Regions from separate parts of the Homo sapiens genome. Here region 2 is linked to region 1. Evidence: chromatin loops called from intact Hi-C (ENCODE). Cell type or tissue: GM12878. All regions are shown on one strand. Each heading gives the region's core, and the rest is flanking DNA. Links, peaks and the distances in the headings are about the cores only. Region 1 has its middle 90 kb from the start of ZNF827. Region 2 has its middle 11 kb from the start of LINC01095.

Region 1 (16,004 bases), core at 5,065-13,064:
TTTTTGCTTTTCATTTTTTGTGTATTTATTGTATTATTTTATTTGAGCTTACTACAAGGCTTGTAAATACTGTCTTATAACCCATTATTTTAAGCTGACAAAAACTTAACACTGTTTACATAAACAAACAAGGAAAAAGAAAACTAATAAAAACTCTATGCTTTAACTTTGTCTCCCTGCTTTTTAACTTTTTATTGTTTCTATTTATATCTTATTGTATTGTCTACATCTTGAAAAGTTGTGGCTATTATATTTGATTGATTCATTGTTTTGTCTTTCTACTTAGATAAGAGTAATTTACACACCACAGTTATAAACACGCAGTGTTATAATTGTCTGTGTGTTTTCAGTGTACTTACTATTACCAGTGAGTTTTGCACTCATTATTCATTATGTCCTTTTCTTTCTCAGTGAAGTATTTCCTTTAGCATTTCTTATAGGACAGGTCCTATAATGATGAAATCCCTCAGCCTTTGTTTGTCTAGGGACATCTTTATTTCCCTCATGTTTGAAGGGTTTTTTTTTGTTGTTGTTTTATTGTTTTTTTGTTTTTTGTTTTTTTGTTTTTTTTTGGCCAGATATACCATTCTAGGGTAAAATGTTTTTCCTTCAGAACTATAAATATGTCATGCCACTCTCTCCTGGCCTGTAAGGTTTTCATTGAAAAGTCTGCTGCCAGATATATTGGAGCTTTATTGTATGTTATTTGTTTCTTTCCTTTTGCTGCTTTTAGGATCCTTTCTTTAACCTTGACAATTGGAAGTTTCATTATTAAATGCTTTGTGGTCATCTTCTTTGGGTTAAATCTAGTGAGTGTCCTATAACCTTCTTGTTCTTGGACATTGATGTCTTTCTCTAGGTTTGGGACTTTCTCTGTTCTTATCCCTTTGAATAAAATGTATACCCCTGTCTCTTTCTCTACCTCTTCTTTAAGGCAAATAACTCTTAGATTTTCCTTTTTGATGCTATTTTCTAAATGCTGTGGGTTTGCCTTATTATTTTTTGTTCTTTTTTCTTTTGTCTCTTCTGACTGTGTATTTTCAAATAGCCCGTCTTTAAGCTCAGTAATTCTTTCTTCTGCTTGATTGTTTCTGTTATTAAAAGACTCTGAGGCATTCTTCAGTGTGTCAATTGCATTTTTCCACTCCAGAATTTCTGCTTTATTCTTTCTAATTACCTTAATCTCTTTGTTAAATTTATCTGATAGAATTCTGAATTCCTTCTCTGTATTATCTTTAATTTCTTTTGAGTTTCCTCAACACAGCGAATTTGGATTCTCTGTCTGAAAGGTCACATATCTCTATTTCTCCAGGATTGGTCCTTGGTGTGGTGTTTTATTTAGTTTATTTGGTGAGATCATGACCTCACCATGGATGGTCTTGATGCTTGTGGATGTTCATCTATGTCTGTGCATAGAAAAGTTAGGTATTAATTGTAGTCTTTGCACTCTGAGCTTATTTGTTCCTGTCTTTCTTGGGAAGGTTTTCCAGCTATTTGAAAGAATGTAGGTGTTCTGATCTAACCCATATCTGCATTACAGGGCACCCCACACCCAGTGACATTGTGTTTCTTTCAGACTTGTAAAGGTACTGCCTTGATGGTCTTAGATAAGATCGGGAAGAACACTCTGGATTACCAGGCAGAGACCCTTGTTTTCTTCCTTTCACTCAAACAAATAGAGACTCTTTCTCTCTGTTCTGAGACACCTGGGGCTGGGGCTGGGGTGACACAAACACCCCCATGACAACCACCACTGGGACTGTACTAGGTCAGACCTGAAACCAGCACAGCACTTGATTTTGCCCAAGGCTCACTGTAACTACTACCTAGCTGCCACCTATGTCCACTCAAGGCCCTGATGATGTACAGTCAGCAGGTGGCAAAGGAGATAGGCTGGTGTCTTTCCCTTCAGGATGCTGAGTTTCCTTAGGCCCCAAGCAGGTCCAGAGGTGCCATCCAGGAACCAGGGCCTGACATCAAAAACCTTAGAAGTCTATCTGGTGCTATATTGCACAATAGCTGAGCTGCCACTCAACTCACAAGATGCAGTCCTTCCCACTCTTCCCCCACTTTCCACAGGCAGAGGAGCCTCACCTCATGGCTACCACCACAGGCCCAAAGGGAGTACCCCCAGGCTACTGCCAATATCTCCCTTAAGGCCTAAGGGTTCTTCAGTCACTTTGTGGTGAATGCTGCCTGGCCTGTGACTCTTCAGGGCTGTGGGCTCCCTCTGGTCCAGGGAAGGTCCAGATATGTTATTCAAAAGCCAAGGCCTAGAATCAGGGACCCCAAGAACCCACTTGGTGATCTACTCTACTGTGGCCAAGCTGGTACTTCAGGTGCAAGACAAAGTCCTCTTTACCTTTCCTTCACTTTTCTCAAGCAGGAGGAGTTTCTGCCCATAGCCACCACAGCTGGAAATGTACTGAGTCTTACCTGAAGCCAGCAAGTCTCAGAGTCTCACCCAAGGCCTACGGCATACTACCTGGGTATTACTGCTAATTGTTCAGGGCCCAAGGGTTCTTTAGTCAGCAGGTGATGAATCCTTCCAGGACTCGGTCCTTCCCTTCAAGGCAGCAGGTTCTCTTCTGGCCCAGGGTGTGTCTAGAAATGTCCTGAAACTAAGGCCTGGATGGAGGCCTCATAACTCTGACTTGTGCTCTATCCTAATGTGGCTGAGCTGGTATCAAGATGCAAGACAAAGTCCTCTCCATTCTTTGTTCTCCTCCCCTCAAACAGAAGGGAGGGGTCTCTTTTGGAGCTGTGAGCTGTGCAGACACCTGAAAGGTGTCTCCCTAGGTCACATGCCCCTCAGTTCACTGGCTCAGAGCCCAGTTCAGCCCTAGGACTTGCCTATGAGTTGCAGTCCTTGTGGCCCAGACTGCCTTTTGAGTTTATTTAGGACTCCAGAGCACTTTAGCTCACGGTGGAAAGCCTTGCTGGAACTCAAGTTCTGACCACTGGGATGGGCGATGCTCCTCTGCTTAGGACTGGTTTAAATACTTCCTCTGTGGGCAGGTGTCAGAGGAGTTCAGCTCAGTTTTGCTTTCTGTTGTGACAGAGCACTACTGTGTTCAATGCAATGTCTCACAATTGCTGTGCTCTCCTTCTCCCAAGCACACAGATTTCCTCTCCACACCACATGGCCACTGCTGGGGCTGGGGGAGGAGAGGTGTCAGCAATTCAAGACTGTCTCCTATTCGCCTCACTACCTCATTCAGTGATATGAAGTTAAAACCAGGTACTGTGAATGCTCACCTGATTGTTGGTTCTTATGAAGGTGTTTTTTGTGTGTAGATAGTTGTTAAATTGTTGTCCTTGGGGGAGGGGAGATATTGGTGGAGGCTTCTATTTTGTCATCTTGCTCTGCACCTTCTCCTCAAAGCATTCTTAATTGAATGAAACATGACCAAATGATCACCTCATCTGGGATCTTCCCTCCACGCCTCCAGGTTATTAATGTATCATGTGTATTTGCAAATTATTTTATTGTACGTATCCCCCAGAGCTATATTAATTGCTTTCTCATTTATCTGCTAGGTATTGAGCTTGGAAGTGCAGGGCCAATGTCTTGTTTCTCCTGAATATTTAGCATCATTCCAGGTCCATACTCAATACTCAAAAAATGATTGTTGAGTGAAGGGAAGACATAGTCTCCCCTCTGTGACAGACACTGATTGTTGTCTTTCCCCTGCCGCCTGTCCCCATAGCCATACTATCCTCTGGCTGCAGCACTCTTCCTATCCTGCTCTATCCCTAATGTGCCCACTCTCCTTTCCCCCTCATTCCCCAGAGCACCACTACCATAGGGTATTGGGTATAGTCACTTAAGTGTAAGCCTGTCACGCTCAGTAAGAGTTTCAGAGTGATGCATGGAGATTTTAGCATAGCTGAGAACAGAGTACAACTTAAAATGAAGTTCCATATTAGACATCACCATCTGAAATTCTTCAGTGATTTGTACCATGGAGTATCTCATATTGGTTGTCTTTCTCTGCAGGGCCTGGCCTGCTGCCATTTTCTCTCTCAATTTCTCTCTCTTTCCCATTCTTTCTCTCTCCCCCCAGAAACCTCCTTTTCTTCTCCTTCATTTTAGAACACACTATCTGTATTTCCTCACTTCATTATGTAAATATATTGACAAATTTAATTCTCAAGGTCTTTCCAAATCAGGTCTGGACTTACTTTTGAATCTCAATGGTATCTTGTTAAACAAAAGTGTCATCTAACTCTGATGACACTTGGCACAAGGTTTTCGTTTATTTGTTTGTTTGTTTTGAGACAGTCTTGCTCTGTTGCCCAGGCTGGAGTGTAGTGGCACAATTATAGCTCAATGTAACCTTGACCTCCTGGGCTTAAGTGATCATCCAACCTCAGCCTCCCAAGTAGCTAGGACTATAGGCACATGCCACTGCATCCAGTTAATTTTTAACATTTTTTGTCTATATGGGGTATCACTACATTGCTAAGACTGGTCTCAAACTTCTGGCCTCAAGCAATCCTCCCGCCTCGGCCTCCCAAAATGCTGGGATTATATGCATGAGCCACTATGCCCAGCTCTTGGCAGAAGTTTTGAAATTCATTTTTCGTCTACTAATGCAGGTTCTTCAGCAGGGTTTATTGGAACCTGTAATCTGTGGGCTAGAGGTGGAATGGAGGTGGAGCGGTTCTTATTCTTGCTACAGATAAAAAAAACCATGATGATTTATCTTAGAAAAGAAAAAGCTAAGGAACAGTTTAATAGTCTTCAAATAAAAATTTTATTAGTATCTTGAGAGAGGAGAGTGGTGGCTCTGATAATCCTAAATTTATGAACAACTTTGAAATGTGTATGTTTGCACACTTGACTTAGCTAATTTTATAAAGAGTTTGTATTCACCTGGTTTTTGAGAATATGCTATCTAGGTCAGAAAAGGAGATGGTGCTGTGGTAATGTACAGGGTAACAGAGAAACTTAATTTAGGATTACAAAAAATGCCACAATGTGGATAATTAAGAGCTAGCTGTCCAAGAAGAGATATTATGTAATCATTCTTCAACCCCAGGAGCAACAGAAGTGGGACGAGAGAAGAGAAGAGTGAAGAAGCAGAGGTGTTCTGTTTTTACTCTTGTGGTGATAAAATGTTCTGCAATCTCTGCTGAGGGGTTTCCTGTCCCTTTAAGCAAAAGGATCACATCACAAAGTGTTTCCATGCCAGCTTTTGACTATCTTAGTTCACTCAGCTGAAATGATGGCTTTAGAAGCTGGTAGTACAGTGTAGACATACAGAGCCTACTTCAGCCAAGGACAGTGTTCCTTGGAATAGCTTCTACTGAGCTTCTGAGAACTAAACCAAGATACCATGTGCTGAATTCTTCCCCTCACCACCTCCCATATGTTGTTTTCCTGAGGTTGGCATAGAATGAACACACAGCCAGAGAAATAAGAAAAGTAAGACCATCCTGCTGCCCTACAAGAAGAAAAGGCATGATTTAAAAAAACTCAGGTTGTAAGGGCATTTAGAGTACCCTGTTCCCCACAACATACTTGCTACCTCCACCCATGTGTCTGCCAAGGAAAAAAGAACCAGGCTAAATAGTTAATGGAGTGACCTAGGATGTAGCCAAAGTTTAGCTCAGTGTGGGTCTGAACTGGACTCCATCCAAGGCAGCAGGTTTTATAGAGTCTGCAAGAATTAAAGAGAAGACATGAAGGCTACTTTGGGAGTAGAGAGGCAAGGGGATAAGGTAGGTGGGTAGAAAGAAAAGAGTGTGGGAATCACATGACTCATCATGATAATGGCTATCATCAAGGTCTTACCTTTGGTTAGAAGTGGTGGGTACCTAGGTGCTTATGATATTATTAAAAACAATTAAACAAATAGGCAAAAGCAGGTTATAAATGAACCAATGATGGGGATGTGCCATGAATCAAGGACTATGATAAATCCAATGCCAAGCTCCTGAGATCAAAAGGGGAATATGATAGAGATTCATTCTCTTTCATAGTGCCGTTGAGTTTCTGACCCATATGTTAAAACTTCAAAATATTGAAAGGAATTTAGGAGAGAATGCACTGCATTGTCTGTGGCAGGTGATCCTCACAATGAATCTATGAATGTCCAGATGGTGCAATCTCACTCGATCCTCTCAAACAGTCCATGGATTTGGTATTATGTCCATTTCACAGATGAGGGAACCAAAGCTCAGAGAGATTAGATACTGTGCTTGAGGTTGCAGGGATAGGAAATGGTGTCATCAGGTTTATAACCTGGGTCTGCCTCCCGAAGCCTGAGGTAGCTCTCCGTTCTGCCATGTGACAAGTCAGTGGACCTGTGGAGAATGAGTGTTGGGTGGGCAAGAGTGTCATCCCTCCTCTCCCATGGGTCTGAATCTGGTGCCAGGTGTGTGGGCAGTATCTGTACTTTTACAATGATTCTTTCATACACTAAAAGCATAATCATCACCATCATCAGCATCATCATCATCATCACTCCTCCTCCTCCTCCCTCCATATTATGGACAGGCTCAAAATACCCAGTTTCTCAGAAGTCTTTGTTGTGGGTAATAAAAATACTTTTCCTAAAAACCAACTTTTATAAGTTTCTAATGTGAAACAATAGTTAACCCACGTCTCATAATCATCTGTCAGCCACAACATCAAAAACAACAATAATAACAGCAAAATATCACAATAGATATACAGCACTCTCAGGACTTGCAAGATGAAAATATGGTCACAAACTAGACTCAGTCCACAACACAAGGTCTTGTGATCTCTGTTTAGAGTCCTCATTACAGTGTCCTTTCAAATAGCCAGGCTTCAGCCTTTAATAGGTTTTGAAATCAATTTAGTGGGTCTTAGTATTTAAAAAATAGACTTTTGAATTAATCTACATTTTAAGGGTAAGTATTGTTTTGTAAGGTTTTTGTTTCAGTTCTATAGGTGTATATGTGTGTGTATGTGCATGCATATGCACATGTGTGTGCACTGCGTGTACACTTCTTACTGTGGTTATTTATCATAAGGACTTAAAGGCCCTGCTGCTGGGAGCATTAATGAATGCCTCTGAGGAGTTAATGAAAAGGTAGCTGGGAGGGTTCCCTGATCTTGTGCACCCATACAGACCATGAACACCTTCACATGCAGGATTTAAAACCATACTTCACAGGGCTAGAATTAGATATTGAGGCAAATCATGAATGCATGGCACTTTAAAGCAGATGACACCTGGGTATAATTTGGAAGATGAATGGTCAGCTAGGGAGTTGGGCTGGACAGAGCCATTCAGACCAAGTAATTGCAAGAGTTATAAAAGGGTAGGGAATGTTACGCCTTTAGAAATATTGTGGCCTAACTGCTACCTCACTGTCTTTAGATACATTGGGAAAGAATTTCTTCTACTTCTTATAGACAGTAATTATTTATTACTCCTTTTAAGAGTAATTTCACACACAAACACACACACACACACATATATATTTATCTCCAAAGTACCAATAAATAACACCAACAGCAGGAATTTTCATGGTTATTGTCTACTGGGTGTCAGGCACCCTATTAGGTGCTCTCCTGCATTATTTTTAATCCTCTCAAAGACCTTACAAGATTGTTCTTGTGGAAGTTTTACATATCAAAGAAGAGCAGCTATTGGTTTTGAGGAATTAAAGGGAAAGACTAGCTGGTTGTTCATGCACAAGACTCATAGGATTCCATTAACTTGGTGACTTTAACCGTGTCTTTAGCTCTGCAGGTTCAGACACCCACGTTTGTCAACAAGCTGAGAGTTGGTATCTCAGATATGGGTCATGTTATCCAGTGGAGGTGTGGACAACCAAAATGTCTCCTGATTAACCTATGATGACAATAAATGTGACACAGCCTGACCAGCCCATGGGAACTCATAACGCAATTAAAAGTTTGCTTGGTGAATGTTGATTTTAAAAAGGGGATGGTAGGTGACTATACAGGTTTAATTTTATCAGGTAAGAATGGCTTGAAGTGAGGTTACCAACCTTTACCTTTTACCTCAGTAGTTTCTCAGTGAGAAGAACAGACCCAGGGAACTTTTTGACATAAGAGTGATAGGCTCTGCCCCCAAAGCTCCAGTGCTCAGAGCTAGAGACTTCCACTTGGGCTTGAGCTAAAATGCTGGCCTTTGATATCTCATCCAGACTGAAGATAGGGCAGAGCCAACGTGACTTGCTTGCCTGCATGCACTATGAGAAACTGGAGCAGAAGGAAAGCAAAAGGAAGCCTGCTGAGGAGCTGAGGTACGAGGGCCCCGAGACTGGGCAGGCCAATCAAAGAAGGTGAAAGAGTGTGCACAAGCAATGCCCCGACTCCATCACCCCACCTTCTGATATGTAAAGCCAAGTGGTTGGTATGCTGTCTTGAGTCAGATTAGCTACTCTTACCCTGGTGAGAGAAGAATGAAAGGAGGGACAGAGAGACAGCATGCGTCAGTTCACATGTTCCCTAAAATGGTCTGCAAGTTGGATGGGGGGAAGTTCTCTCATCTGGAGCCTGAGGTGGAAATATGGGAAGAAGAATAACAATGTCTACAAAAGGGCAAGCACTGCTCTTGGCCAGGAGATGGGTATCTTTGACCAAGATGCAATTTTTTTTCCCTGAGCTGTTCTTAGATTGACTCATCAGCTTGCTCTGGAACCCCATAAAGGCAGGAGCAGAATTTGTTCATGCTCTTAGCACAGTGCTTAGCAAACTCTCAATGTATGTATGGAATACCTGCTTTTACTTCTCCTTTTTCTTCTTTCATGGTGTCGAACCGTACCTTAAATTGACTATTATTCCTTTAGTTGTTTTATTTTCCTCAATCAGATTACTAGGTTCAACATGACGACTTTGCACATCTCTGCTCCATACAATATGTATTGATTTTGTTGTTTAGCTCTTGGAGGACAACCTCATTTTCCTTCCTGATACCAAGTTCTTTAGGGACACATTTCCCTATAGCTGTCAAGAACCTGCTGTCTCATTCCCATCCTACAGTCATTTAAGAGCAAAGCCAAAGTTAAGATCTGAGGTCACAGGAAAAAAAAAAAGATGTTATAGGATGTACTGTTTGAACAACTCCTGTTAGATGTTAGTGTTTCACAGAACTCATCAGAGAAACCCAAGTTTTCACAAAACACTACATTTATTTCCACCTCCCACAGCAGTTATCTTGCCCAAGAGAGGAAATTGTTTCCAATTTACACATGGTAAAGGACACCTCCTGAAAATTTCCCTTTGGGGCTAGGAATTTAATCTTACTACTGGGTTAATGCATTTATTTGGGTGGCTTTTTAACCTAAATAAGTGAGCAGTACTTCCTCCCACCATCACTTTCATAATTGCTGTGAAAAGAAGCCCTCGTGGGGGTTGCTGCAGAGACAGCCTGGGGAAACCCCGTGAAGTTAAATGCGCTGCTTGAAAACACAGACACCCGGTTCTAGCTGCTCCAGCCCTGAGCCATTAGATTTGGTCGTCAAGGAGCCCAGCAGGGCAAAGGTCAATTTCTCTTTGCTTTTTTCTTCCACTTCCTGTTCTTCCACTTTTTCCATTGTCTTCTCACAGCTATCCCAGGCTCTCTCCTTCTTTTTCTCTTGTCTTTTCATATTCTCAAAAAACAGGATAACTTTCAAAGCCTTTCCTTTCTTTTCTCACTCTATCCACATCCCCTCGGCTGTTCAAATGCATAGAGTTCACCCTTAAGCTAAGGAGACAGTGCAAATTTTATAGTAAGAATGTAGGCTAAGAAGCCAGACTTCCTGGGGCTGAATCCCAGTTGCTTGGGAGAGTTACTGAATCTCTCAGGACCTCAGTTTCTACATCTATAAAATGGGAATGATACTAGTAGTTCTTATCCTATAAGGTTATTATGAGAGTCAAATCAGTTAATATATGTAACGTGATTAGGAATGTTATGTAACGTATATAAGAGTGTTTGCTGGGAAAAAACAACAACAACATGTCACAAGTGGGTAAGAATGAAAATGGGCTTAGAACAGAGATCACATTCCACCCTCTGTCCCTTTGATTAAGGATAGGGGTTTGGCTGCATCTGCTTTTCTTCCCCTAAAATATCCACGTATTCTAAAACTCTGAGTATGTTTTTTGTGTAAACTGAACATAGTTCAGAACTTTTTTCTCAGCTACCATTTTCTTTTTGGAGAGTGATAAACTTGATCTCTTTTGTGAAGAGCTATTTCTGGCTAGCTTTAACATAATGTTTAAATTAATGACCATTTGTTTATGCCCATGATGTATAAGCTAAACAACTGCCCCTGCATTCTATAATTCCAGTCCCAAGGAAGGGGAAAAAAAATGCCAGGATAGCATGGGGAAGAAAATAGCCATCATCACCAACCCACCAGAAAATCTCCCTCCTCTCATATTCACTCTTTAATTACAGAACTGCATTTATGTACACATTTGGAGAATTACATGTTTATATGTCTTGTCTCCTCTTGATCATAAGGTAGTGTCTGTTCCATCTTATGTATTCTTGGTGCTCAGAACAGTGCTACACTTACCTGTGGGTGTAAAGTACAATTTGCTGACAAACTATAAAGCAATATAAATAGATCATATATTAGACTAGTATTAAAGGTTTTAAAAATAGTCTATTTTAAAAATATAGTTTGTGAAATTTATGAGTTTTAAATGGCAAAATTTAAAAGAATTAAATAAAATGAGAGTGGTTTCCATTTTTTGAATCACATTTTCTGCTTTTATTCCCATATGCCCGTAAAAGGGATTATATATATAGTAGGTGTGAAGCACTTATGTAAGGTATATGTATATAAGGTATATGTATGTGTGTGAGGTATGTGTGTGTGTGTATGTGTGTGTTATGTGTGTGAATTAAGCTGTCAAGTCAGCACACACAAGGAGAAAATCATGTACAGAATTGCCTTAGAAAATTGCATATATCCCAGAAACTCAAACACGAAGATTTAGCTTCTTTTGCTTCTATTTACATTTCTCTGTAGTCTCATTCTCTGTGGAGCACTGAAGGATAGAGAGAGTCTAGTTTGAAAGGGAGAGTACATGCAACAGGGTAAGAATTTTTTTTTTTTACTTTTTTTATGCATTAAGATTTATGAAAATAAAATTCTTTTAAAATGCAACTTCACAGTGTGTGTGCACATATGTGTAAATGTCTATTATATATACACTTATACATATATACACGTATATATACACTATATATACACACACACACACACACTCACACACATATATATATGTGTATGTATATTTTTGAGACGGAATCTCTGTTGCCCAGGCTGGAGTGCAATGGCACAATCTCAGCTGACTGCCACCTCTGCCTCTCAAGTTCAAGCGATTCTTTGCCTCAGCCTCCTCAGTAGCTGGGACTACAGGTGCCTGTCACTATGCCTGGCTAATTTTTGTATTTTTAGTAGAGATGGGTTCCACCGTGTTGGCCAGGCTGGTCTCAAGCTCCTGAGCTCAAGTGATCCAGCTGCCTCAGCCTCTCAAAGTGCTGGGATTACAGGTATGCACCACTGTGCCTGGCCTGCCTGTGGTATGTTGTAATCTATACACTTTTATTTTTATTAATTATTTCACATAATTTTTACAACAGATCTGAAAACAAGGTTTGCATTTACAGATCAGGAAACTAAGAGCATTGAAGTGATTTTCTCTGTGGTCAGTGATGGTGCTAGCTTAGAACTGGGCAAACAAGCTTACACTTTGATGTTTACCCACTAGCACTACTTCCCTCAAAGCTGATCACAAATCATAATCGTGAAAGAAGCTTTGAAACTACAGATCTACAACTTCCTTTTGTAGGACTGGAAGGGACCTTAATTAAGACCCTTCTCTTTACAGAGGAGGGAACTGAAGCCCAGGGATACCGGAAGAGTTGGCCCGGGTCACATCGTGGTGATTGGAAGGACTAAGAGAGCAAGCCTGGCTCTTGACTCCCAGGCCTTTCTATACCCCGCCTCCTGCTGCCCCGGCCAGGAGGCTAGATCTCAGAATGCAGTCAGAAAAATCCTTCACTGAGAGGACTAGATTGCAGCTCTGAACAGAGCAGCATGTGGAGGCGTGCATTGTGAATTTTAGCTCCAGATCAACTGCAAGAATAAACCTGCAATCCCAAGAGGACCCACAAACCCTCTGAAGGAAGCAGACTGCTCCCGCAGGACCTAAGAGACACCCCAAATACTGTGAGTGCCCCAACTGCGGAAGTGGAAAAGGAAGACCCTCCTCTCCTGAACACACACCCCCACTGGAGAAGCTGAAGGTCTGTTTGTGGGAGAAGTTTCCAACTTAACTGGAGCTGAGTCAAGTTAGAGAGCCCAGCAAAATGCAGGGGTAGAAGAAGCAGCAAGGCCCTGGGAGCTCTCTGGGTCTCCAAGCAGCCCATTCCTCTCTGGTACCATAGGGATCCACTGGGAGGGTGGCTAGAGGAGCAGAGGGTAAAACTCCATGGGGAGAAGGAATTCTCTAGCTGAACTTTGTAAGTTTGAACAGGGCAAGAAGCCTCCTGGCCAGAACTCAAGGGAGGGTGTGAATCCGGTGTGCAGACTTCACAGGTGGGAGAGAACTAAAGCCCTTTTCTCTCGCAGCTGGGAAGCAGATAGCCTTGGGCAAATTTCCAAGTCCGTCTTGCCCTGACCTGGAAACAGACTCCCGGCTGCTGTTGAGGTCACAGTGAGAGTGAGACCGGCCCTTCAATTTGCATGGGATCTGGGTGAGGCCAGTGACTGCTGGGTTTTCCCCACTTCCCTGACAACCTGCATGACTTAGCAGAGGCAGGCATAATCCTCCTTGGTACACAACTCCAGTGACCTGGGAATCATGATCAAGTGGGTTTCATACCAGGGATGCAGGGATGGTTTAACATACGCAAGTCAATAAATGTGATACACCATGTAAAGAGAATTAAAAACAAAAATCACATGAACATCTCAACAGATGCAGAAAAAGCATTTGACAAAATCCAGCAACCTTTATGATTAAAACTCTCAGCAAAATTGGCATACAAGGGACATACCTTAATGTAATAAAAGCCATCTATGACAAACCCATAGTCAACATAATACTGAATGGGGAAAAGTTGAAAGCATTTCCTCTGAGAACTGGAACAAGACAAGGATGGCCACTCTCACACTCCTCTTCAACGTAGGTACTGGAAGTCCTAACAAGAGCAATGAGACAAGACAAAGAAATAAAGGGCATCCAAATCTGTAAAGAGAAAGTCAAACTGTCACTGTTTGCTGATGATATGATTGTTTACCTTGAAACCCCTAAGGATTCCTTCATAGAACTGATAAAAGAATTCAGCCAAGTTTCTGGATACAAGATTAATGTACACAAATCAGTAGCTCTTCTATACAACAACAGCAACCAAGCAGAGAATCAAATCAAGAACTCAACTCCCTTTACAATAGCAAGAAAAAAAAAAAAAAAAACTTAGGAATGTACCTGACAAAGGAGTCAAAAGACCTCTACAAGGAAAACTACAAAACATTGCTGAAAGAAATCATAGATGACAAAAACAAATGAAAACACTTCCCATGCTCATGGGTGGATAGAGTCAATATTGTGAAAATGACCACACTGCCAAAAGCAATCTACAAATTCAATAGAATCCCCATCAGAATACCACCATCATTCTTCACAGAATTAGAAAAAACAATTATAAAATTCATCTGGAACCAAAAAAGAGCTCGCTTAGCCAAAGCAAGACTAAGCAAAAAGAACAAATTTGGAGGCATCACACTACCTGATTTCAAACTATACTGTAAGGCCATCATCACCAAAACAGTATGGTACTTGTATAAAAACAGGCACATAGACCAATGGAACAGAATAGAGAACCCAGAAATAAACCCAAATACTTCCAGTCAACTGATCTTTGACAAAGCAAACAAAAACATAAAGTGGGGAAAGGACACCCTTTTCAAAAAATGGTGCTGGGATAATTGGCTAGCCACATGTAGGAGAATGAAACTGGATCCTTATCTCTCATCTTATACAAAAATCAACTCAAGATGGATTAAGGGCTTAAACCTAAAACCTGAAACTATAAAAATTCTAAAAGAAACATTGGAAAAACCCTTCTAGACAATGGCTTAGGCAAGGATTTCATGACCAAGAACCCGAAAGCAAATGTAATAAAAACAAAGGTAAATAGCTGGGACCTAATTAAACTAAAGAGCTTTTGCATGGCAAAAGGAACAGTCAGCAGAGTAAACAGACAACCCACAGAATGGGAGAAAATCTTCACAATCTATACATCTGACAAAGGACTAATATCCAGAATCTACAACAAACTCAAACAAATCAGTAAGAAAAAAACAAATAATCTAATCAAAAAGTGAGCTAAGGACATGAATAGACAATTCTCAAAAGAAGATATACAAATAGCCAACAAACTTATGAAAAAATGTTCAACATCACTAATGATCAGGGAAATGCAAATTGAAACCATAATGCGATACCACCTTACTCCTGCAAGAATGGCCATAATCAAAGAATCAAGAAACAGTAGATGTTGGCGTGGATATGGTGAACAGGGAACACTTCTACACTGCGGGTGGGAATGTAAACTAGTACAGCCATTATGGAAAACAGTGTGCAGATTCCTTAAAGAACGAAAAGTAGAACTACCATTTGATCCAGCAATCCCAGTACTGGGTATCTACCCAGAGGAAAAGAAGTTATTATTCGAAAAAGATACATGCACATGCATGTTTATAACAGCACAATTCACAACTGCAAATTCGTGGAACCAACCCAAATGCCCACCAATCAATGAGTGGATAAAGAAACTGTGGTATATATATAGCATGTATATATATATATATACACACACACACACATATATACAGTATATGTATACATATACTGTATATATGTATATATACATATATACACTATATACAATGTATATATATACACTATATACAATGTATATATATACACTATATACAATGTATATATATACACTATATACAATGTATATATATACACTATATACAATGTATATATATACACTATATACAATGTATATATATACAGTATATACAATGTATATATATACAGTATATATAATGTATATATATAGTATATATAGTGTATATATACAGTATATATGTGGTATATATACACCACAGTTTCTTATATACTGTATATATATACACTATATATACTATATATATATTTACTGTATATATAGAAACTATATATATAGAAACTGTATATATATAAAAAGAAACTGTGATATATATGTACATATATATGATGGAATACTATGCAGCCATAAAAAGGAATGAATTAACAGCATTTGCAGTGATCTGGATGAGATTGGAGACTATTATTCTAAGTGATGTAGCTCAGTAATGGAAAATCAAACATCATACGTTCTCACTGATATGTGGGAGCTAAGCTATGAGGACGCAAAGCCATAAGAATGATACAATGGTCTCTGGGGACTTGGGGGGGGAAGAGTGTGGGGGGAGAGGGATAAAAGACTACAAATTTGGTGCAGTGTATACATAGGTGATGGATGCACCAAAATCTCACAGATCACCACTAAAGAACTTACTCATGTAACCAAATAACACCTTTACCCCAATAACTTAGGGAAAAATAAAAAAGAAAAATCCTTTGCTGAGAAACATTAAGACTAGAATGCTAAGAAAAAATATTAACAGTTCCATAGGAAAATGACAAAGAGCATGCATAGATAATTTATGAAGAAAGAGCAAAATTTTTAAAAAAGTTTCACCTACGTTGTCAAGTAAGCAATGCAAATTAAAAGAAAAACCATTTAGACTCAGTTGACAATGACTTTTTTAAGCTAATACTCATTGCTTTAAAGGATGGGCCTTGCTGTATGACTGAAAGACATTCTTGTAGCTGGTAGAAGTAACACCATTACACTCTCTCAAGAAAGCAATTGAGATGTAGAACAATTGTGTATGTAGAACCTTAAAAATATTTAAGACTTTTGATCTAAACAATCAGAATTCTAGGGAAG
Region 2 (16,004 bases), core at 4,209-12,208, 100 kb after region 1:
CATGCCTATAATCCCAGTACTTTAGAAGGCCAAGGAAGGAGGATCACTTGAGCCCAGGAGTTCAAGTCCAGCCTGAGCAACATAGGGAGACCCCATCTATAAAAAAAAAAAAAATTAAAAAAATTAGCCCAGCTTGGTGATGCGTGCCTGTGGTCCCAGCTACTTGGGAGGCTGAGGTAGAAGGATCATTTGAGCCTGGGAGGTCAAGGCTACAGTGAGCTGCACTCCAGCCCAGGCAACAGAGCAAGATCTTATCTCAAAAATTAAATTAAATTAAATTAAAATTAAAATAAATAAAGGAAGACCTTCTTCAAGAAGGGTCAGAGGTAGAACCTAGGAAAATTGTAGAAATCTTAGAAACTGTAGAATAGAAAAGGCTGGACTGGCACGTGAGCCTGGAGGTTGTACTGGGGAGCAGCTTTTGGGAAGGCTTTGACAATTCCACCAGGCCCAAGGCATAGGAAGAAAACGTAAGTTCTTATTAGACAAGAAATCAAAGTATTTTGATTTTAAAAATAGTTTTCTCCATAAACTGGGCTAGACAACTCCATTTTTGTCTTCTGTTATTATCCAGAAATATGAAGGGCTTGAGATTTTACCCTACTTGCAAGGTAACACATTGGCTTGTCACAGCATGATTGCTGGCAGAAGACATGAGACTCCTAGATCAGAGACACAGGATTTTATTACTCATAGAAAGCAAGAAGCATGAACATCAGCCTATTTGTGTCAGTTATCCTTGCTCTCAAGTCCTATGAGAGAGATTCAGATAGGCCCAGATAGATGCCTGTATATGCAGTAGGTTGCCTTACAGAAGAGAAACCCTGAGCTTAGGGAACTTGAATCTTTTATATTCGGCAATAAGCATGTGTGATCTTTTCTCCAGAAGGTGACATACATTACCTTTATCATTCAAGGCTGTAAGAAAATCTACATTTTTCTCTGGAGGGAGACATATCTTTAAGTTCCAAGGCTGTACGTTGTGCAAATATCCTTGAAAAGATAGTCTGAAAGAAAGGGCAGTCAATATATGTTTTCAAGATAGTCAGAAATGTAACAGGTCAATAGAAGGTTGTCCCCCAACAATATCCACACTTTCTTCTATACTGTAGTGACTTCTGGAGAATTTTCTCCATCAGTATGCCACTTCATTGGTTAATCTGAGTAATCTGACTGACAGAGGCTGGAAGCAAATTCATTCAATATAATCTCATACAGCATTTACGAGGCCACTGTGAGGCTACCACAGTTAAGGCTACTATTAACAGGATGAGAACAACCAGTACTGACCTCAACCATGATCCCCAGAGTTACAGGCCAAATAGCTAAACACATCTCATAAACTATCCACATCTACCTTAGAAGTCAGGTGGCTTTCTCCTTAAGTTTCCACATTGATGGCCAGAGGCATTACTCCAGGTACAGCGGGATGCATTACTGATTGCACAGATTCCTCCTTGGCTCATGATGAAGAAATCTAGGGCAATTTTGTCACCCATAACAACTCTGACCAGTGAGTTCAGGCTAATCTAAATGCCTTCTGAGGCTCAGATGGTAACACTGATTACTTCAGCTAAAGTCAAAGACAATTTTTTTTTACTAACTTTTCTAATTGGAAGACTCCTGACAATCGATTTCAAAGTGTGCATAAATAACAAGTTATCTTTCCAAGAAGCAACCCCAAGTAACTAAGGGTGGCCTCATTTTGGAGAGATCCCTACATCATATGAAGGCTACATGATCTACTGATGGTGTTTCCTTAAACACTTGAAGGTCTCTTATGACCATCTCTCCAATCCCTAGGTGGAAATTTCCATATTTTGGGGAGGAATGCAAGTTAATGCCTGGCTTCCAGCTAAAAGTTGGTACTGGGAGTGCAGCTGGTACCATGGAAAGAATTTTTTTTTACAACTGTTGGGGACCCCCAAGTGGGACCCATATCAGTTGGGAGCCACAGGTTGATAATGCCTCAAGTGTGGTTCCTAGTCAATTGGTAAATCTTAGAGTTCACAGTCTGGTTCAAATTGAGTCTAGTTCCTGTTTTTGGAGAAAAGATTATCTATCTATCTATCTATCTATCTATCTATCTATCTATCTATCTATCTATCTAATCTATCTATTGTTGCATAAATACAGCCATGTGCTGTATAATATTTCTGTCAACAACAGACTGCATGTTCTGATAAACATGTATAATAGATAAATCTTATGGGGCACAGCAGTGGCCCCATAAGATTATGATACTGTATTTTTACTATGTTTAGATATGTTCAGATACACAAATCCTTACCACTGTGTTGCAACTGACTACAGTATTCAGTACAGTAACATGGTGTACAGGCTTCTAGCCTAGGAACAATAGGCTATATCCTATTACATAGGTGTATAGAAGGCTATACCGTCTTGGTTTGTGTAAGTACACTCTATGATGTGCGCACAACGATGAAATCACTTAATGACGCACTTCTCAGAATGTTTCCCTGTTGTTAAGTGACGCATGACTATATATAGATTAAAAAATCATGTTGAAGAAATATCCTTCTAGCCTTGTTTTGTTGAGAATTTGGTCTAGAATATCTTTGAATTTTACCAAATGCTTTTGAGCATCTGTGAAGATAATCATATGGTTTTTCTCCTTATATGTAGTAATATGGAAAATCACATGAATGATTTCTAAATATTGAAATTTTCTTACATTCTTAAACCCTAGTCATGGTGCATTATTATTTCAAGATACTGTTGAACTCTATTTACTAATATTCTATTTATGATATTTTTATGGAGAGTCATCAGTGAATTTAGTATGTAGTTTTCTTTTAGGTGCAATTTGTTAGCTTTTGCAGTGTTGTACTCACTTCAGTTAAAGAAAATGGATGCTTTCCTTCTTCTATACTTTGTGAACAGTCTCAAGAGCATTGGAATCATCTTTCTTTAGAAATTTACATAAATTGTTATGTGAAACTGTCTAGAAACATTTTTAAGGGGTCTTGAGTTAGATTTTTCACAACTTTGTCTATTTTTAAGATAATAAATTAATCTGGTGGATATCTTTTCTGAAATCAGTTTCAGAAAATACAGTTTTCTATGTAATTATCTATGAATATGTATCTTTATAATGAATTACACCCTTTAGCATTATAAGGTGCCTTTCTTTGTTTTGTTTAATCCTTTATGATCCAAGTTCACCTTTTCTGATAGTAAAATCATGACCCCTGACTTGTTTCTGTTTATATTTTCATGGTATAACTTTAACCATCTTTTAATTTTTAACCTTTGCTAAATGTCTATCTTTTAAGCATTCTTCATATGCACAACACGGAGTTTAATTTTCTTTGTGATCCAATTTTATAAACTTTTTCTTTAATAGGTGGATTTAACTTATTTACATTTCTGTCATTTTTTAATAGTATGCTTTCTATTTCTATGGCTTTAAAAATGTTTCTCCACTATTTGGGCTCTTTGTTGTTTTGTGTGTGGTTCTGCTAATAATTTGGAGGATTTGTATTTTTGATCTAGAGGTTACTTTTATAAACAATAGATTATAAAATGCACTTCATCTTATTTTTTTTAGGTAGAAGAAAAATTTGAAGAGTACAAAAAAGAATGTGGTCTGTATATAGTATTTAGAATTTATTAATGTTTTTCATGGCCTGGTACATAATAAACTTTAAAAATATCCAATAGGGATTTGGAAAGAATGCATAGTTTGTATATTGGGTAGCTTGTTAATTGCATATGATTTAAGTTCTCTATAGTGTTCCTCTCCCTACCTCTGACCCTTATCCTCTCTCTTAAGATAGCCAATGTCAACAGTTTTCTTATGCATTCTTCCAGGAAAGTTATTTATGTATTTAATTTAATATGCAAAAATCCTTTTAAATATACAAAAATTAGATTATTTTATAAACTGTTTTATCATCTGCTGGTTTTAATTTAATATAACTTGGAGATACAGTCATAGCCACACATGTAGATGTACCTCATTCTGAATAGTTCTTTTTTAAAAAGAATTATTAAAATAATATTTTCCCCCATGTAGTTAGATTTATTTTTGACATATTTTGTTCTTAACATCGAGTTTTCTTGCATAATGATCAGAGAATGTGACTATATATAATATTTGGAGTTTACTGAAATTTCTTTCGTGGTCTGATACACAATAAAATTTATAAATGTTCTGTGGGGATTTGGAAAGCATGTGTAGTTTCTGTGCCTTGGCTAGCTTGTTAATTATTTGTGATTCAAATTCATTATAATTTTATAAATTTTTGGTTACTTCACCTGCTGAGGTTTGAGCAGTATGAGTCTCCCATTATGATTGTGGTTTTGACAATTCTCCTTGCATTTCCAACTTCTTGGTTTTTACATATATTTTGATCACTGTTGTTCAGTTATAAAATAGTTATTGGCTATTTTATCTTCTTTATGTATTGTATTTTGAAATCAGTATAAAAGATCTCCTATTGCACTATTCAATGATTTCTCCATTAAAAATATATTTAAGACAATTTTTTACAAGTTGTTTAGTTTACTTTTGGCTGATATATCTTTGCCTACTTTTTATGTTCAACCAGTGACAGTTTGCTTTAAGTATGTTTCATGGAAATAGCACATCGCTGGATCTAACGGCAATAAGAAGTCTGCAGGGTGTATAATGGGATTTTTTTTGAGTCTCCCAGATTTAAATCTAAATCTTGGCTCCACCACTTACTGGCCATGTGACCTCACGCAAATAAATGATTACTTCTCCAAAACTCAGTTTCCTTATTTGTGAAATGCGACAATAATAGCATCATATTAATTGGAACTCTGAATTGTAATAAAAATGAGGTTACAAAACAAAGGAAAATTTCTGTGCATAGGAAGCAATAAAAACCAAACCATGAAAAAAGGATGGGCTAATGCTGCCTTTTATTTACCCTTCCTACAGCCCAGCTTTTTCTTGCCTCATACCTCGAATTGTCTGTCTCCAGAAAGGGCCTGCCTCATGCTCCCTGTTACATTCTAAAATCTCAGGAAAGAATTCTTCATCTCCCTGGGGCTCATTTGAACCCCATCATTCAAGTTGGGGAAGAAGCATTTCCTAAGGAAGGGGGAGAGAATGCTGGGAGACAAAGCAGTCCACCCTGCAGGATGAAGTGAGGCCCACAGGTGATAGACATAAAAGCCTCTCCACAAGGTAGGTGCTCAGTAAATGCTAGACCTCACTGCTAGAGATCTCTGCTCTTCATAATCATCGTTTCATTTAAAAATGGAGTTTGCTTCAGTGAAGAGGGCTGTTTTCCCCTAACCTAGTCATGAAGAGGGAAACACTTCACAGCATTTGCTTTCATGCTGGATGGCTATCATTTATCTATGAGATGATTCCTTCAAGAAACAAACCTCTCAGCTTTACTGCTCTTTAAAAACTGGACTCTGAAATTAGTACTGAGCATCCAGTTGGACGAAACCCCACCCTCACTCCCTGGGCCAGCTTCTAAGATCTAGGTTATGCCAGAGATATCATATTATAAAATCCTTCCATCCTTCTCAGCCTATCTTCCCATACACATAGGGCGGGCCTGATCGTAAAAGGCAGCAAGCCCATGCAGTGGAATCCCCACATCATACAGCCAAACAGGCTGTTCGTGAAGCTCCCTCTCAGCCCTGCTTAGGTCTATGGTACAAGTCTTACTCAATTTCCTAAAAGAGTGTGACACCTGACCTCTGCTGAGCATCACACAAATTCACCCAGTAGAAGTCAGACCTCACCATCTCATTATCTTTTGCAATGGATATGGCTGTCAACCTGGGTGCTGTGACAAAGAACAATTCATCAGAGTTTTGGAGTGATAAACATGATTGGAGGCTTTAGCTAAAACGGTGAGCAGGAACACAGAGGAAGCTGAAGCTAAATGTAGTGAGGGCTGGGGGGAGTTAAGCCTAAATATAAAAACTAGTTCTCAAAGGTCCTGTGTCCCTTAAAGGTGGGACACAGACCCAAGGTGCAGGCAAAGCCCAGACTTCACATTTTCAGATGGCAGCTGGTGGGACCTCGCCAACCAGGGCCCTCACGGTATGGCTTCGGGCTGGTGACCAGGGAATTCATGGTGGGGCCTGGTAAGTGAGCGGCAGGTGGCAGAATGGCAGGCCAGCAGGTAGGAGCTCCATACAGGTCAGTCCAGCAGAGGCCTAAAGGGCTGAATGGGGAAACCAGGCGATTCCCACCCACACAAAACATCCTCCAGTCTCACTGTGATCAAGCTCCCACCCCATTGGCAGGCCCTGTAAGTTATCTTCCAAAAAAAACCCAAGTCAGTTTTCTCTTATCCCTTCTCACTGCTGCCCCCAGCCTCATCTAAGCCACCTGTACTGGCCTTCAGCTGGCCGATAATGAAATCATTCTAACAGTCCCCCTGGCTTCACTGCTGCCCTGCTCTGATCCATTCTCCATACAAGATGGAATGGTGTCGTGAAAAAACATATATTAGATCATGTCTGCCTAATCTCATTGTACCCAAAATCACATCCTCAGAACTTCCAGCAGCCTGGAAGGCCCTGCTGGGCCCGCCACTGGCTCTGTCTCCAGCCACATCTGTGCCGTGCCCCCATGGCTGCCTTTGCACAGCATCCAGGACACACCACAATCTTTCCTACCTCCCAGTGCTCTCACTGCCCATTTCCTCTGCCTGGAACACTGTTCTGCCTCTTCATCCCACGGCAGCCTCACCCTCCCTTTGCATTTTATCACTGTGTTGGTGAGCCCTTCCTTGACCTCCCTTCTAAAGCAGCCTCTGCTCGTGCCTCCACCCTTCCCCACTGGAGCCCCTGTTAATTCCTTCATAGAATTTATCTCACAACACATTATATTGATTTGTTTATTGTCTGCCTTTGCTATGACAGGGCACGCGTTGTGAGGGAAAGGACCATATTTTTCTTCACTGCTCTGCCTCTTGTGCCTCACCAGCCTGTGGCACATAGTAGGTGCTCAACTAAACATGTTTGTGGAATGAAGAGAGATGAACTAGCCAGCATAGTGGTGAGTGGAGAGGGAGTACTTTGGGATAAATTGTGTGTCCCCCAAAAAGATAATGTTGAAGTTCAAACCTCCAGTATCTCAGAATGTGACCTATTTGGTAATAGGGTATTTGCAAATGTAGCAAAGTTAAAATGAGGTTACTGGAATGACCCCTAACCCAGTACAACCGGTGTCCCTATAAAAAAGGGAAAATTTGAACACAAACACAGATATGTTGGGAGGGAGGACCATGTGAGGAAACATAGGGAGCAGTCCACATGAAGATTAGAGTGATGCAGCCACAAGCCAAGCAATGCCTGGGGATACCAGAGCTGGAAGGGGCAAAGAAGGATTCTTCCCCTGAAGGTTTCAGAGGGAACATGGTCTTGCCATCACCTTACCTTTGCACTTCTGGCTCACGGGACTGTGAAGCAATAAATTTCTGTTGTTCTAAGCCACCCAGTTTGTGATTGTGGTACTTTGTTACAGCAGCCCTGGGAAATGAGTACAGGGAGGGGACTACTCAGGGGGTCTCAGGTCCCAAGGCCTCACCTCAAGTATTCTAGATTGTATATGGTCACAAGGGTAACTACAAGCTGCACCTGCTGCTGGCCTGGGCTGCTCTTCCACTGAGTCAAGACAGGGTCAGGACATGAGTGAGTGAAACTGTGAGTAATAGACACTGGGGAATCCCGTGGGGTGTGCCTGACGAACACTGGGCTGGCCACTGAGAACTCTGAGTGCAGCATTGTGGCGAATGGTGCCTTTGGAGAGAGAGAAATCATTTCTTACCCTGCAAAGAGTTGGTTGTTGAGTGCGTGAGAAGTCAGAATTGTGAAGGAAAATACTCAAAATGGAAAGAGTCATCCATCATACACCACCCGGTTTCAGAAGCCAGAATCATAAAGGGAAACGCTGGGCAGTACGCTATTTCTGAGCAGCTTGGGGGATGTCAGAAGGAATTGCGGAATTCAAGTTTTAAAGGTTACTAGGCAGGGCAAGTTAACCAAGGACATGAGGAAAACTGAGGAGGAAAATGACCTGCTTCCATCCTCTGATCTTAATTAGCCATGAAGAGAAAATGCTTGAAAAATTTTTGCGTGACTCCCACCAACCTGGAACTCCTCGAAGCTCCTTGTGAATAGGGCTGTTTGTGTGGAGAACGACAGTCAGTTTAGAAAGCTGATGGACTCATCAAAATTTATGTGATTCGAATCCAAGATAAGAAAATGTCCATAGGCATGAGTCATTCTAATGAGCACAACTGGGAATTATGGACACACGTTTCTATGTAAGAAGCTTAGAATGCATCCCAAATTATGAGATATTAGAAGTAGAACCATTAAACCCAAATGATTTTGCTTACCTTTCACTGAGTGTAATCCAATCAACGTACTTCCTCCTGTTCTTTCAGTACCATCTCCAAGTATTACACAAAGATTTTCTTGTGGCTTTTGTTCTTGAATTCAATGCTTTCCATTGGTTTCAAGTGAATAATCGGGGCCTTATGGTAAAAGCAAAATAGACTTACTTCCAATCTTTTAAATTTAGCTAAAACTGAGAGGATTTTGTTTGGCTTCCACTATCCCTCCTTGATTCTATTCCTTTTAGGTTGACTTTTTTTAAATGCCACACAAACACACACACACACACACACACACACACACACACACACACACACACACACCAAAAAAATTGTAAGTAAGGAGAAACTAAACGTGAGTTAAACATGATCACATTTACTTTGGCCACTGTGTATATAGTTCTTCATCTTGACTTCATGACTTAAATACTAGAAAACTATGAAGCACTCTTACCATCAGGAAGGGAGAAATTATATAAAATTGGGGTCAGAGCAATGGCTTCTAATCCTACTCTGTGCAGAATTCAATTGTTAATAAAATGGATCTGATTCAAAAGCTCAGGGAGGCTAAACAGACCAGTCCATATTCCCCCATGTTGTCAATTGATTCAAATAATGATGGGACAATTCAAAGAGTGAGTTTTTCAAGTCTTCAAACAGGCACTTTCTTGAAGTCCAGCCAAAGTTTTTTGTATTTCAGCCTTGTATGTTATGCTGTAACATATGGCCATATTGAGGTACAGATTTCATCTCCACCAGCATCAGTGTGGTTGTCATTTACCTCGTTCTGTCTCTTGATGACCCTATTATTATCTCTGTTATTAGGTGTTGGAGTCCAATGTCATTTTTTCCTGGGCTGTTTATCATTAGGTGGTTTGAAGAAGGTGACTGCCAGCCATAGAGGGAAACACGGGGTAGTCTGTGTTAACATGCATTCAGAACTCTCTTTGACATCTTCCTCATTTTAATATTGAAAAATTTCTCTCTTCTGCACCAACTTGGATTGTTAGCCAGCTGTTCTTTCAATGGAGGGACAATTGTGTTCCAAAAAATGGAACTGACGGAAGGACACGGGTTGATGGCTGTGCTTCTCAGGGAGGGGCTGGGCTGCTGGATGCACTTGATGAGCTCGTTGATCTCATGGGGTAGCTGAGGCATCACAGACAAGCAGGGAGGATGTTCCCCAGGTTGGGAGCGGCCGTCTGCATCCACCCTCAGCAGTCCCTGTTGTGACTTACCTGGGAAGCCCCATCAGGAGGTGCCTCCGATTTCCATATCTGCCCAAAGCACTCAGCTTGAAAGTTACTGTAATCATGGAACAGCTTGGATGAAAAACCTTCTTGTACCCCAGTTGGCAGACACTAGCTATTTCTTTTGAAAGTCAATAACCTTGCCCCTTCCTGCTCCTTCTCAGGCCCATACCTTCCTTGTTTTTTCAGCTATTTGGGGCATTTAAAAATAAATCCAGCTCTGAGCTGCAGCAGAGCATTGATACCATCTTCTTCTAGGCCCTGGCACACAAACTCAGCACAATTGACTGTTTTGATATTTCTGGGCTGAAACTCTTCTCCTACCCAGATCTGCTGTGCATCCTGGTTCTCTAGCATGTCTGCACTCATACCCATCAATTAGTATGGCAGGATGCCCACTTAAACAAGGTGCGGAGCCAATTTCAACAAGGCAATGTGCCAGTCCAATCCCGGCTCAGATAGGGACTGAAGCAAGTGACACAGCATGTCCACGAAGAGCCTTCCTGGTGGATGGTGCTGCCAAAGTAGGGCCTCGTGTTTCACTCCAGGGAGCTGTCGCCGTGGAAATCTTTAATCACCATGCATTGTTTTCACTCTATTCTTTCTCCTCTTAGAAAAGAAATTAGTATTATAGGATTTTCTGGATTCAGGATGCTTCTTTTAAAATGAAAATTTCTTTTGTATAAGCAAAAGATACAAATGGGGCATTGCAAAGCACAGAAAGACACAACAAGAAGCATAGGCCGTCTTTCTTCCCCAGAGCCACACACTGCCTTGGCAGCCAGAGAAGCGTCATTGCAGACAGACAGCAAATTACTCTTTGTGTACTGGTGAGGACCTGGAAAAAGTGGCTCTGATAGTTGTAGAGAGGTAAGAAGCACTATTGCAAAAATACCAGAGTTGCCCTTTTCCAAGAAGCTTCCCCCTCTAGCTCATGGATAAAGGCCTCAAATCAGTTAAGAGGCTAAAGAAGGACTAGGAAGGTTATAGGAGTGGGATAGGGAAAGCTAACCTCCTATGAGTTTAAATAATTTATTAATGAAAAGAAGCTGTGAACCTCTGCTCTGATGCCCACCCCCTGCCCCCGAAAAAAGGTCGTAAAAAAACCTACCCTTCTAAGATCTACCCTCAAGGTAGAATGAACTTTTTCAATAGTAAGGCAAGTTCAGGTAAGCACCATGGAGCCAGGAATAGGCAGACAAGGGCAATAATGTTATTAACAATAGTGGTTTTTTTTTTAACATGGTTTGTTTTATATCATTTTTATTTAACTATGTTTTCCCATTTTTCCTCCTGAAACAAAGGTATGATTGCTTTTTTAATAAGAAAAAAATACAAAAAAGAAAAACTTCATTTTGGAAAAATAAGATAGCAAGTTGCAAAAATGAAGCCAACTACAGCCAAAGGAATTTGGGAGTCTTGAACAAAGTTCACTGGGCATTTTTTGGCAAGGAAAGGCATTAAAATAAAAAGAAAGACTGACAAGAAGGAAGAAACACTGATGAAATGCAAGAAGACTTCCTAGAGCCTGCTCTGCTGTTACATTCTGTCATGAACTAGAGATGATGAAGCTTTCATTCACAGAAATGAATGAGCATTGCAGACTTGTTGCAGCTGACCTTGCTAAGTTAAACTCAATTTGCTTTTCAGTTAAACTCAGTAAGCAGTAGCAAATTTTGTGCATTGAGGCTTGTCACAGCCACGGCTGTAGGTGCTGTGGAAGCACCAGGCCCCTGATGCCCCAGGTGTGCTATGCTCTGAAGTCCAGAATCAGTGGTGTACTAGAGCCTGTGCGGACAGGCTGACCACAGCCAATTGTTACATGTTTAGGAATTTTGCCTGTGATTGTTAAACATGCGCATTATTAAAAATTAAATTATATAAACTGGCAGCAAAATAAATTATATCAAAAACAAAAGCAATGTATCTTCAAAACTCATCACTTCCAAATTATTTTACTATAATCTATGTTCTTAAAGTTATTTACATCTATTGTATTTGTACAGTGAAAATATTATAGAAAGATGTGCTACTGCCTTCTCTGTAAAACTTGCTGATTTTCATGGTATGAGCTTTCCCACCATGGTTAATTTCAAGCTGCCGATGTGATGTGATTAGACTCAGGACGGATTACAGCTTCTATCTATTTATTTTTTCCAGAGAGCTGGTTGTTAAACATTTCCCAGCACACTACTGTCTGAAATCCACAAAAGCCAAGCTTTTATATTCTGTAATAACGTGGACAGAATCCTTCACACCTCCTTCAATATTACTCTGCTGCATTTTCCCAAGGCTGAGCACTGCCTTGAATTTCCAGAGTCTCAGAAAGATTGTGAAGACTGTGGGAAAGACCCTTTCTGTCCTCCTGTCTCTCCCGAGGACTCGGGCACAAGCTGAAGCTGGAGTGGGCTGTAGTGTGGGGGAATGACGCCAACGCTGTGCTAGGAATGCCCTTCCTCTGAGCTGAGCCACAGCACATGTCTGTTTCTTCTTAGAACCAGTTCTTCCCAGGAGGCTCCTCAATCCCTCTTGTTCATGTTCTGCCACCACCAACCCTGAAGTCCTGCTTAGCCTCAAAGCTCCTGAGAGTACAGGGAAATGAAGGTCTGGGCTACAGTGATACAAATAGGAACAGGACAGGAACAGGACAGGACAGGTGCAGGGCTCATGCCTATAATCCCTACACTTTGGGAGGCCAAGGTAGGAGGATTGCTTGAACCCAGGAGTTGGAGACCAGCCTGCGTAACAGAGTAAGAACCCTGTCTCTAGCCAAAAAATTAAAATTAGCCAGGTGTGGTGGCGCATACCTGTAGTCCCAGCTACTCAGGAAGCTGATGCAGGAGGATTGCTTGAGCCTAGGGGATCAAGGGACCCTGTCTCAACAACAACAACAACAACAAACAGGACAGATTTGAGCAAGAAAGAGGAAATGATTACACTTTGTATCTCATTAATTACAGGTGATGAAAGGAAGATAATTCAGATTAACGTTCTTTGACCCCACTGGGTTCAGTACTAGGAACTGTCAGGATTACAAAAGAAGAATAAATTCTGGCAGGAACTCATAACTGAGAAGAGTTTACATTTCAGCTTGCAACCCTGTAAACAAGGGGTGACAGTGATCAAAGTAGGAAGATGGTTACATTGGTTTGAAATGCTTCTCAAAAATGGAAGCCACGCATGGTGGGGCATGCCTGTGGTCCCAGCTACTCAGGAGTCTGAGGTAGGAGGATCAAGCCATCAAGGCTGCAGTGCACCACGATTGTGCCTGTGAATGGCCACTGTAGTCCAGCCTAGACAACATAGCAAGATTCCATCTCCAAAAAAAAAAAAAAAAAAAAAATAGAATTAAAACAGTCAAAAAAAGTTAGTACTATAGGGAGGCTTTAAAACTCCATTAGATTTGATGATGTTTCTTTTATTCATCTTACTTGACCCTCTAAGGCACTGAACAGTGTTGACCGTGGTCTTCTCTTTGAAATACTCTCCTCATTCAGCTTCTGTATCGAGTCAGGCAGAGAGAGAGAGGGGGAGGGAGTTATTTTAAGGAATGGGCTCACAGGATTGTGGGGGCTGGCGAATCTGAAATCTGTAAGACAGGCCAGCAGGCTGGAAACTCAGGCAGGGTTTCTATGTTGCTGTCTTGAGACAGAATTCCTTCTACTTCTGGCAATCTTGGTTTTCGCTCTGAGTGCCTTCAACTAATCAAATGAAACCCACCTCCCTTATCAAGGGTAATCTGTCTTACTTACAGTCAACTAATTGTAACTTAATCACATCTACAAAATACCTTTGTAGCAACATCTAGACTAGTTGTCTTCGGCATCAGAACCTGGCCAAGTTGACACACAATTATCTACCACATCTTCTAAGCAGGGCCTCCTTCCTGGCTGTTCCAATCTTTCCCCCTTGTCCCTTTCCAGCCTCTTCTTCTATTGCACACCTCTTAAATGTTGGTATTCGCCAGCATACGTCTGAATTTGGGGGTACAGTTTTTCAGAGTTAAAAGAAGTTTTATAAATATGCGAATGGAGATGGAATTGTCAAAATCACCTAATACACCTAAGTAAATTGCAAAGACACAATTTTATTAAGACATAATTTTATTTCTTCCAGGGCAGTATAAGAATAGTAAAATTTTCATCAGGATAGAAAAGTAAGATAAAGGGGAATCAAAGGCACTGTCTGGGCCTTCAACTCTTTAGGCATGACATATTTAGATTCTCCAAAGTTTCATCGTCAGCACTTTCTCTTCCCAATCAAAATTATTTCTTTAGGAATCTCATCTGTGTCCGGCCTCTGATGACACCAACACACCAATGCCTACAAAATGATGACCCAAAGAGCACTAGGTTCCATGTTCAAATAAGTTAGAGAAGTGCCAGTGATACACATCTCGTTCTTAGGGGTTTGCAGGATACATTAGCAAACTAAAGGCTTTGTGAAGTCCTGCAGTAACAGTAGTCTGCAGAATATGTTATGGGAATCATTGCCCTAAATCTATATTCTGAGCCCACGCACCTCTCTTACATTTCAGAATGGTGTTTCCAACTGTGTACTGCATATTACATTTAGATGTCCCATAGCAATTAAAATTTAACATGATCAAAACTGGCATCATTTTGCCCGACTCCAAGCTTCTCCTCGTATGTTCCTTTTCTCCTATAATCCTTATCTTTTTCCCTAGTTGGTACTTTAGTTGTCCAAGAAAAAGACCTGGGTGATTTTTGAAACATCCTTTAAAATCTTGGCAATGTATTAGACTTTGTCCAAGATGACCTCAATTTACATAGACTCTTTCTGTCCCCTCATGACTCCACATTTACCACTTTACTTGCCTAGATTCAGTGAATCTACTTTTTCAGAATACTTCTAATCTGCTCCCCGTCCCTGGGTATGCTGCCTGCCTCAGTCCTGCCCTGCCATTTGTCCTTTATCTGCAACAATAACCTCCCCACTGCTTGTATTGCCTCCAGCGACCTCCTTGCCTCCAGATGGATGGTCCTAAAACACTAAATGATATTACTCTCATGCTTAACACCAGTGAGTTGTTTACAGACAAAATCACCACTCTTATTTTGGAGGGTATTCTGTATTTAATTTATGATTAGGAGCTTAAGTTTTCTTAGTTCCTCCTGAGTGGTTTAAAGAAAAATCTTCTACCTTCCTTTGGAGATACAAATGGGTCCCTTTCGGATTTGAAAATGCATTGAAACAATTAAAATGAGGTTTGGGGAACATAAATGTAGGGGGCATTTGTCGATGTTTAATTTTTTATTGGTCATTTATTTCTGACCACAAAAGATATTGAGAGCTGACTGTTTCGAGTCTCACTAGAACAAATAGTCTGAATCAGGCTCTTTATTGAATTAAGAAAATGGAATATTTAGCAAAATAACTATAGTGAATTTCCCTACGTATCAGGAAATTGGGAACAATTCTGGCAACCCTTTAAAAAATAGATGTTTTAAAAATTTCTAGTAATATAAGATGTTGTGATCTGGGGGAAGAAACAGGTTTCAGAACAATATTTAAAATAGTCTAACAACTTAAAACTTTCACCTTTACACCCTCAAGTGGTGGAACTAATATATTTTTCTGAACAAGGAAACAAAAATCCTGGAAGAATATATCCCAAACTACTGGTGGGGTTTATCACTAAGGAGGGTGAATTATCGTTTTCATATTATTCTACCTGCTTAATTGTATTTTCTAACATGTCTAAAGTAAGTATGAATTATTTCTGTAATAAGGAAAAAAAGGTGATTGTTTTAAAAATCCTTTAAAAACCTTAACAGCCCATTAGACTAACCAATCTTAGTCTACTTTCTCCAAGATGACCTCAATTTACCTCTTTTCCATCTCCCTCAGTTTTGTTTTTCTTCCAGAAAGACAGCATGTCAATGTTAAATAGTCAATAGTGTACTTTCAGTGCCCACCCATGTAGTCTGGCATTTAACATATTTTCCAGGAGAAGGTAGTATTGATGACAGCCTTTCTAAGAAAACCCTGGCTTCTCTGTTTCAGAGTTTAAAAGTAAAAATTGCAAACTGGTTTGATTTCAAAATACATAAAAGATGCGTACTGAGATACATACAAAAGTAATTTCAAAACCTTGCATTTAAGCTCAGCTTATTGTTTATTTGTTTGTATATTGAGTCATTATAATATCCTAGATGTTTTATCAACTTGGTAAGAATTTTTTCTCTTTTTTAAAATAAGTGATTTTGTTATGGTTGGAATGCTTAATAACTAACTTTCCCATTGTTTTCAAATAGATTTCAAGTTGAAGTACCTAACAATTTTCTTTATCTTATTTGGTGCAGTTGGGTGATACATGTTTACTTACTGGCTTTCATGCTTTTATTTAAAAAGCTTTCCCTTTCAATATGCT

What was found. Peaks named below come from ENCODE experiments on the same cell type or tissue, not always from the same donor. Only the 100,000 strongest peaks of a DNase experiment are listed, where the experiment ranks them.
Region 2: it touches region 1 in a loop (8-fold over the local background); 2 of 110 quality-filtered maps call a loop at or near these places.

The regions. Positions count from the first base shown.
Region 1 is chr4:146,020,729-146,036,732 of GRCh38, forward strand. No RefSeq gene overlaps it. Among named protein-coding and RNA genes, the nearest start is that of ZNF827, 90 kb to the left of the region's middle. RefSeq lists enhancers at 9,499-9,718, 12,052-12,101. In GM12878, for the core only: a CTCF peak has its summit at 8,572; DNase peaks (open chromatin) are centred at 8,813, 9,083, 9,203, 11,713 and 1 weaker place; H3K4me3 peaks cover 1,523 bases; H3K27ac peaks cover 4,195 bases.
Region 2 is chr4:146,124,890-146,140,893 of GRCh38, forward strand. No RefSeq gene overlaps it. Among named protein-coding and RNA genes, the nearest start is that of LINC01095, 11 kb to the left of the region's middle. RefSeq lists an enhancer at 7,857-7,906. In GM12878, for the core only: no CTCF peak of the experiment used is centred there; a DNase peak (open chromatin) is centred at 7,692; H3K27ac peaks cover 1,125 bases.